2 separate regions of the Mus musculus genome follow, and region 1 is linked to region 2. Evidence: chromatin contacts called from ENCODE Hi-C or POLR2A ChIA-PET data. All regions are on one chromosome and are shown on one strand. The core of a region is the stretch at or near the end of the contact, and the rest is flanking DNA. Distances in the headings are between cores, read along the strand shown. Region 1 holds the start of Klhl40 (kelch-like 40). Region 2 overlaps Vipr1 (vasoactive intestinal peptide receptor 1).

What was found. Hi-C counts contacts between places; a loop is a spot of excess contacts on that map. ChIA-PET counts read pairs that join two places held with the same protein, here RNA polymerase II (POLR2A).
Region 1: a map of left cerebral cortex shows a loop between it and region 2 (2.9-fold over the local background). The contact joins the promoter of Klhl40 here to the enhancer-like site in region 2. A Hi-C loop is called at or near these places in 1 of 37 maps with a recorded cell type or tissue (left cerebral cortex). POLR2A ChIA-PET finds 5 or more read pairs at or near these places in 1 of 5 experiments (embryonic stem cell).

What each region holds. Positions count from the first base shown.
Region 1 is chr9:121,775,464-121,779,824 of GRCm38, forward strand. Klhl40 (kelch-like 40) reads left to right here and starts at 2,144. Exons shown (of 6, transcript NM_028202.3): 1 at 2,144-3,464. The coding sequence starts at 2,313.
Region 2 is chr9:121,667,918-121,672,061 of GRCm38, forward strand. Vipr1 (vasoactive intestinal peptide receptor 1) reads left to right here. Exons shown (of 13, transcript NM_011703.4): 11 at 517-646; 12 at 842-883; 13 at 1,457-4,144. The coding sequence ends at 1,648. Among named protein-coding and RNA genes, the nearest start is that of Vipr1, 27 kb to the left of the region's middle. Within about 2 kb of position 1,619, at least 1 of the 3 ENCODE cell types and tissues checked has a DNase peak (open chromatin) inside an H3K27ac peak, as active enhancers do.

The DNA of each region.
Region 1 (4,361 bases), core at 894-3,393, 110 kb after region 2:
TGTTAAATTGTTTTTTCCCCAGTCCGGGGACAAGTCCTTTGGTCTAAGCTCCCTCCAGTCTGGCCCTGGTCTGTTTTTGCGAACTCAAGTTCAAAGGACAGTACAACTGTCAGAGGCTGTGCAGACCCCTCTCATCCTACTCTACCAGTGTGGCCTGGGACTCAGCATTCCCCGGGCCAACCTCCTTGGTGCCTCTGAGTGGGAGAATGAGTGTCAGGCCCAGTGTGCAAGGTTAATACACCCCTTGGATGCTTGCTGTTGGTGGGGCTTCTATTTCATCAGCCTGAGCAGTCCCTGCGTGGACTTGTGAGGCATGTGGGATTACTTTATGACAGGAATGAGCCTTCCTGCACTGCCTTGTTGCTAGGTAGGGTCAGGAACAGGCAGGCCTGGGTTGTCTTCTACTGGAGGCAGGGGTGGACCAACTCCACTGTTCTGCTGTGTTGTCATCTGTCGCTGCCCCTGGCTCCCCTGTCTGTAGCTCTCAGGATCACCTGCTGTACCACAGAGGTTCGGATGTGCTGCTCTCCCTCCGAGATGCCCACCGCAACAGACGTAAGCTCCACAGGGCCAGTATTCACAACTGACTCAAACGCCACTAAACTCTGTGTTAGCTCTAGTACACAGTAGGCTCTGAGTGGATGAACAAGCCACATTTAAACATACTGCTGGGAATCCTGCTAGGGAACGAGCGCTGTAGAATCCGTCATAAACCCAAAATATGACATGAAGTCATCTGGCAGTTATGAATTAATTTCTAGTCGCTGTCTTCTGCTCAGGTCCTTGGAAAGTGAGGCTGTGATCACAGACATTTTTTTGTTCACTTGGGGAGAGGTCCCCATGACGTCAGAAGTGGGCACATCTGCTCTGGCTCATGCAGGTAGCAGTCGTGTGACCCAGCGAATTGCTGGCAATGTTTCCTAGAAATGTCCCACTGTCCAGAACTGACATGGAAACCCTCCCAGCTTGCCCCAAGCTAGCCCTTGACGTTGCAGAAAGGTGGGCAGCACACCTCTGGAGCCTGTCCAGCTATGTGCCCCTCTAGGACCGAGTGACCGTCACCACTTAGGAAGGACAGGCAATAATGTTTCTGGAATCATAGAAGGGACGTGTGACTCAGTCCTCTCCCCCTGCCCCTGCTCCCCACTAGGTATTTTCTCCTATCCCCCCACAAGCCCAAGGTTATAAACAAGTGACTCAGAGGCATGGTTGGGGAGCGCCCGTTATGCCTCCTACCAGTGTCCCGGGGCTAAATTTAACCCACAGCTGCAGCTTTTGGCACTTGGAGAATTCGTTATTCTTGGAGTCTGAAGCCAATGTGCAGATTTGGGGAGTGGAGGGGTGGACAGGAGTCCAGAGCAAGGTGGGGGCTGAGACTGGGTATCCTGGCTCAACTCCTCAAACCCTCAAATCACAGACAGACAGACAATGACAGGGGCCCCAAGGCCAGGTAGAAACATGGTAAACCTCAAATGGACCAAGGACAATGGGAGAGAGTCCCTGAAGTTCCACCATTTGGACACTACCATTCAGAACACTGCTAGAATATTAGAGATTTGAAGGTCTAAACACCCCCAAATAGTAGAACCCTAGGAAATTAATTTTCTAGCAGGCTTGACCCCTTTGAGCCTAACCTGGAGCATGCTACCCCAGGGTCTCTGGCCCTCAGCAGAGTTGAGCTGAGACCCTTGGATTCTAGCTCCTCTCCCTCCTTGAATGGGAGAGGAAACTGAGGCCCAACAGAGAAACAGCTACCCTTATTGACTTAAGGAGTTTGTTTAAAGGAAGGTCTCTGAGTTTGGGCAGAGGAAACTCCTTCCCATTTTAGGAGTGATTGCCAAGGAAAAAGACATGTTCACCAAGCAGGACACCCAAACATGCTATAACCAGGAGTGGCCACATGAGATACGGTCTGTGAGGAAGGCTGTGAGCACTCAGGCCTGGAAGACAGTGGAAAGGAGAGGGAGTTGAGCCCTCTTCATAGGCAGCAGCATTTCTAGACTAAGGAATCCAGAGGCAACTGGGTTCTGGGTCGAGAGACCTTCCAGTTCTGGAAAGGCCCAGACACACCCCACCCTCGCCCCATGAGCCCCCATAGCTGACTCAAGGCTGCTCAGAGAGAAAGCCTCTGCCCAGCTGTCCTCTGTGCGTCATGTGCAGGAGGCCAGCAGCTCCTCTTACAGGTTCTGGGCATCCTCTATATATAGCCCAGGGCAGACAGCTGCGCAGTCAGTGCACAGCCCCACAAGACAGCAGAGGTGTGCAGGGCTGCCCTCGATACACAGACTTGCTGAGTTCCAGGGAGCCGCACCATGACGCTGGGCTTGGAGCAGGCGGAGGAACAGCGTCTGTACCAGCAGACGCTCCTGCAAGACGGCCTCAAGGACATGCTGGACCACGGCAAGTTCCTAGACTGTGTAGTGCGCGTGGGTGAGCGCGAGTTCCCGTGCCACCGCCTGGTGCTAGCCGCCTGTAGCCCCTACTTCCGCGCGCGCTTCCTGGCTGAGCCAGATAGCGCGGGAGAGGTACGCCTGGAGGAGGTGTCGCCAGACGTAGTGTCCCAGGTGCTGCACTACCTGTACACATCAGAGATCGCGCTGGATGAGGCAAGCGTGCAAGACCTGTTTGCCGCGGCGCATCGATTCCAGATCCCGTCCATCTTCACCATCTGCGTGTCGTTTCTGCAGAAGCGCCTGTGCTTGGCCAATTGCCTGGCTGTCTTCCGCCTCGGCCTCCTGCTGGACTGCGCGCGTCTGGCTGTGGCCGCGCGCGACTTCATCTGCGCGCGCTTCCCGCTGGTGGCGCGGGACAACGACTTCCTGGGACTCTCGGCTGACGAGCTGATCGCCATCATCTCCAGCGACGGCCTCAACGTAGAGAAGGAGGAGGCAGTGTTTGAGGCTGTGATGCGCTGGGCCAGCAGCGGAGATGCTGAGGCGCAGGCGGAGCGCCAGCGCGCGCTGCCCACGGTCTTCGAGAGCGTTCGCTGCCGCCTGCTGCCTCGTGCTTTCCTGGAGACTCGCGTGGAGCGCCACCCACTTGTGCGCTCCCAGCCCGAGCTGTTGCGCAAGGTGCAGATGGTGAAGGATGCACATGAGGGCCGCCTCACTACACTGCGCAAGAAGAAGAAGGAAAAGGGTGAGCAGACAGCTCGGGCCAAGGAGGCCAACCAGGGCACAGAAGACACCAAGGCTGAGGACGATGAGGAACGAGTACTGCCCGGGATCCTCAATGACACTCTGCGCTTCGGCATGTTCCTTCAGGATCTCATCTTCATGATCAGCGAGGAAGGCGCCGTGGCTTACGACCCAGCCGCCAACGAGTGCTACTGTGCATCCCTGTCCACCCAGATCCCCAAGAACCATGTCAGTCTGGTGACCAAGGAGAACCAAGTCTTCGTGGCCGGTGGCCTCTTCTACAATGAGGACAACAAGGAGGACCCTATGAGTGCTTACTTCCTGCAGGTGCCTGGCCAGTCTTGAGAGGAAGGGACTGGTGCTGGGTTCTGGGTACTAGGAGGCAACTTAGGGCCTGGGAAGGGCCTGTGTCTACCTGGGACTGTCATTGGATCTAGGACCTTTGATTGGCAGCCACTTGCTTGAAGTGGGAAGAGTTACAGCCAGTTTCCAAAGAGTCTGGTATCTGTGTTAGGCTCAGTGTACAACAAGCTGGGGAGCTGGAGGCCCCCTGGCCCAGCACAGGGGTTGGGGGCAGAGACATGGAGAAGAATCATAAGCAGAGCTTTGACAGAAGTGCCAGGTCAGGGGTGGGAGACAGATTATTACACAGAAAGCACCTTGCCTTCTCGTTTCCAGGGAAGGAAACTGAGTCTCAGCAGGGTCTGGGAGACAGGCAAGCAGGCCCAGGTTGAGGATGTGACTGTGGGACCTCAGAGGGAGGGAGAATCTACAGCCTGGTCCCATGGTTTTGAGCCTTGTCGGCTGGGTGAAATCTGGAGATATGAAGGGGGGGGGGGGGAGGGAGTTAGTAACCCAGGCTGGCGATCCTGTGACAGAGCAGAGCCAGGTGAGCAGTTATAGGCAGGCAGGAGCAAATGGGCAGCTGGAGGCCAAGGTCAAGTCCACAGGCCTCACAGCTGGAGGAGGAGAGGGGCAGCTCTCCCAAGCTGGCTGGGGGAAGTTTCAGAGGTTGCATAGTATCAAGTGTCCATCCACACAATGCAGCTGTTGGACAACTCTCCAAGGTGGGCTCTTTGTGCCTATAACCACTCGGTTAGGCAGATAAAAAGGGTGGCATGGAAGGCTATAGATTTTAAGGGACTTGGGGGGGGGCTGGCGGGGGGGGGAAGCCTTGAACAGTTGGTCACCAAAGATCCAAAGCCACAGGGGGACCTCCCTCTC
Region 2 (4,144 bases), core at 369-2,868:
AGTGTGCACACACTAACTAATGAGCAGGCCTAACAGCGAGTGCTCCTCACCCTCCTGCACACCGGGCACATGTGGCCAGCCCTGGAGCTGGGAAGGCTCCATTCCTAGGAGCTAGTGTCCTTGGAGACACCCACAGCACTTCCGAGGAGACAGCATCCCCGAAGCGTGACATCGCCTCACTCTTCAGCTGGGGACACAGACCAGAGGGGGGGGGGACCGACCGGGAAGTCTTGCCTCCTGAGTCTTACGTAACACATCATACTTGGTGGCCTTCCTCCAGAAGGGGGAGAAAGAAGGGAGTTTAATTCTCTCGTGTGCTTTCCCCAGGCAAGGAGGTAGGGGGACAGGAGAGCGGTATCACTGACAGACAGGGGACAGGATAGAGTGGGCATGCCGTGGGGATGGGGCAGCCACTGTTCATCCTCACAGGGTCTGGTCACTATTGCATTTGGTATACCCACACCCATCTCCCCATGTGGCTATACATACCCACACCCTACCTCTCCCTGTCCCCAGGAGGCTGGCCAAGTCCACACTTCTGCTCATCCCTCTGTTTGGAGTTCACTATGTCATGTTTGCCTTCTTCCCCGACAACTTTAAGGCCCAGGTGAAAATGGTCTTTGAACTCGTCGTAGGGTCTTTCCAGGTATGAACGTGGGCCTGAGGAATTCACCTCAGCTGCCGTGGGCCCCAGATTCCAGTCATAAGTTCTGGATAAGCACCCCCATTGTGCTCAGTGCTTTCCTTAAGCAGGGGTGAAGGGGCTGTGGGGAAGTGGGGTGGGGTGGGTGGGGCTGGGAGTGCCTGCAGTCCTTTTGCCTCACCTCCTCTTCCTCCTCAGGGTTTTGTGGTGGCCATCCTCTACTGCTTCCTCAATGGCGAGGTGAGTGCCTCCCACATCCTGGTGGGCAGGCTCAGGGTCTACAAACCTCGATGGGATCCTGGAGAGCAAGGGCAGTTAAAAGCTTGCCTCTCTCCAGGGTGGTTCTCAGATTGCAGCGCCCTAGTTGCCTACAGTCTCATTTAAAATGAACCTTGATTGACCCTAGGACCTGAGGACTTAAAGCCTGCACTTTTACAAGCCCTGGGTGGGTTTTAGAGCGGGGATACTGTGCGTATCAGAGGTGAAGAATACTTACAGCTAAATGGGTGTGGGTTATTTGGGAATAAGACATCGAGGGAAGGTGCAGTTACTGCCACAAACAAGTGCGTGCCTGGATGAAAAATTGGGGTACACTCCACAGGCAGCACCCCTCTGCCTCCCTATACTGCATTTTGTGACTTTCTGCATCCCATCTTCCCTCTCTCCAAGATCCTGAGTTGATTCTCTGGCTCCCAGCCCTGTCCCAAGCCTCCCAAGATAGCATCCAGGCCTTTCAACTTAAGTTAGGGAACATCTATAGCCTGCCTAACAACGCTGCTCTGGAGACTAACTAACCACCCTTCCCGCCCCTAGGTGCAGGCAGAGCTGCGACGGAAGTGGCGGCGTTGGCATCTGCAGGGCGTCCTGGGCTGGAGCTCCAAATCACAACACCCGTGGGGAGGCAGCAACGGCGTCTCGTGCAGCACACAGGTGTCCATGCTGACCCGCGTCAGCCCGAGCGCGCGCCGCTCCTCCAGCTTCCAAGCGGAGGTCTCCCTGGTCTGACCGCCAGAGGCCGCCAGGCCCCTTCGCACCCTCCCCACGCCAGCCCCTGGAGCAGAGGTCTGCAGCGACGCCGCTGGCTCCAGCCTTTTGTAGGGACACAATCCTTTGCTGCAGCCAGGACCCGGTCCATGCTAGCTGGAGAGCTGGGAGGTCTAACCCTGGAGGATGCAAGGAGGAACCAGCATCGGACTCCACCACCCAAGGCTGCTCTGCCAGTCATGCGCACAACATCTGCATTCACCTCCTGGAAAGCAAACCGCCTGCCCTCAAAGCTTTGGAACTCTGAGGGCAAAAGGTTCCGCCCCGTCGGTGCCTAGAATTCCACTGGGGCGCTCAAGTCGCTTTGGGTTAAGCGTTGCCATTGAGACTCCTCTCTGAGGATGCAGCCCCCTCCCTCCGTTTATCTGCCAGCTCTTCCGGGTGGGTGAGTTCTTCTACCTCAGGCAGATATGGTTGTGACCTGGAGTTTCAGTTTGGGGATCACAGCTGTGTTGCGGTCCTCCCTCAGGATGGAATTGCCCCAGTGAATCGTCAGACCTGGGAGCTCAGGGACCTATCTCTGGGGAGGAGGGGTGGGGAGAAGGCAGCCCTGCCCGTGCTCACCAAGTGACTTTGTCCATCAAGTAGGACCAGTCCACTAGCCTTATGTACAACCAAAGCAATAGCGAGCTGCCGCCTCTGGGCGCTTATCTACACACCAACCACTGCTGCAAGGGTCAGAGGCATGAGCACACAGGCCCCTTGATCCTGGGCCACCCTGATATCACTGGTAGTGATACTGAGTCCTGTGAGAGCAGGTATCCTTTCCTGTTGCTAAAGACTACCTTTTTTACATATTGTGGTCTGCTGGATTCTCTGGGGGTCGCATTACCATAGATGCTATTGCCACCCTCAGTCTCCAGTTCCTGTGGAGAGTGATTATGTCTGACATAAAAGCCTGGGGAGGGGGCAAGGCATCTTATGCCTCCCTCCATCTTTATAGCGATAATGGCTTCTAATCCAAACTGGTGTCAGCGGGCTCTTCTCAGAGCTGCACCAGGCTTGTATGACAATAAACATTGGCTCTAGCAGGCTTGGTTCCCCTAGCCACTGTGGGTCTCCTGCTTCTTCTAAGCAGCTGTGTCACCTCTGCTCTAGTGAGAGATGACCCTTCTGGCTTTGGGCAGGAGCCCCACACAAGAGCCTTTGATTCACATGTAAATGTGAAGAGGTTGTGACAGGGGTCCGTTGTGACCCTCCCTCCCCTAAACCCATCTGGGAGGAGACAGATTCTGCCTCAGACCAAATCAAAACAGCCAACAGAGCTGTCACAGCCAGCAAGGGTTCGACATCATTCCTGAAAACACAGCAAACAGGAAATGCAGCAACCAGGTCGCTGCTGCCTAGGAGCCAACCAAGAGGGCTCAATAATGGAGATTCCCCAGCACAAGTGAGAAGAGGCCAGTCTGGCTAATGGAAAGGAGTAGACAGAGCAGTGGGGCAAAGCAGGTGACATTGGTTGGTCAGTGAGAGACAGCTAGCTCCCAAGGGTTTGTGCAAACACACTTGTGTAAACTTGTGGGTGTCAGGCTGGTGTAAAGAAGCCAGCATGGGCTAGCAGAGGTTCAAACCTGCCTGCCATACCCCATTCAAAGGCTGCTGCACCCAGTACCAACCCCCTGCCTAAATGAATGGGACCAAGATTTCCCCAGCAGTGCTGTGTTGTGGCACCAGCGTAAGGCGCAGGGCCCTGGGAGAGCAGCAGTTACCAGCCAAGAGGACAAAGTGAGTAAAACTCAAAGTGTGTTCAAGAGAGGACGAGCAGAGTTAGGAGGTGAGAGGCTAATTGGAGGGCATTTCGGAATAAAGAGAGACTTGGGAGGCTTGGGTGAGGAGCTAAGAAAACTTGTGCTGGCATCCTAGGTTAGTGACAGCCCTGGGACTTCCAGGACACCCAGGACCTTTTGGCAGGCGAACTCATCTCTATCGCCATCTAGTGGGCACTTCAAAGACTTGACCAACTTTGGCCACCTTAGGGCTTCCTATTGTCAAGTAGGTCTCACCCTGGGAGACAACCAACAACGAAAGCATGGCTCCATTACTGAGCTCCCAAGAGTGGTGTGTGGACCATACGTAAGGCTTGCCCCACACCTCGCCCTCAGGCCAAACCACTGGCCCCTTGTGAGTCTTGCCTTGACCCAAAAGGACCTGATGGAACCCAGCCCCTGGTGGCTCCTTAAAACTGAACCCTACCCACAATCTCCAAGGACAAAGGCTAGTTAGCTGAAGCGGGTATGGACAGGGATCCGTAAATCTGAGTCCAGAGAAGGTTCGTTCTGTGGGAAAGGCTTGTTCACAGGCAGTCCTCCCACTCAGGACACAGCCTGTCGGAAGAGACTGGATTACCGGCTAGCAGAACAGCACTGAGGTGTTTGAGGGCTGGGAGTGGTCCTAGAATCCCAAGGGAATGTGTTGGGTGTCAGGGACACCCAAGTTTGGGGGGCACTTGCCAGTAGA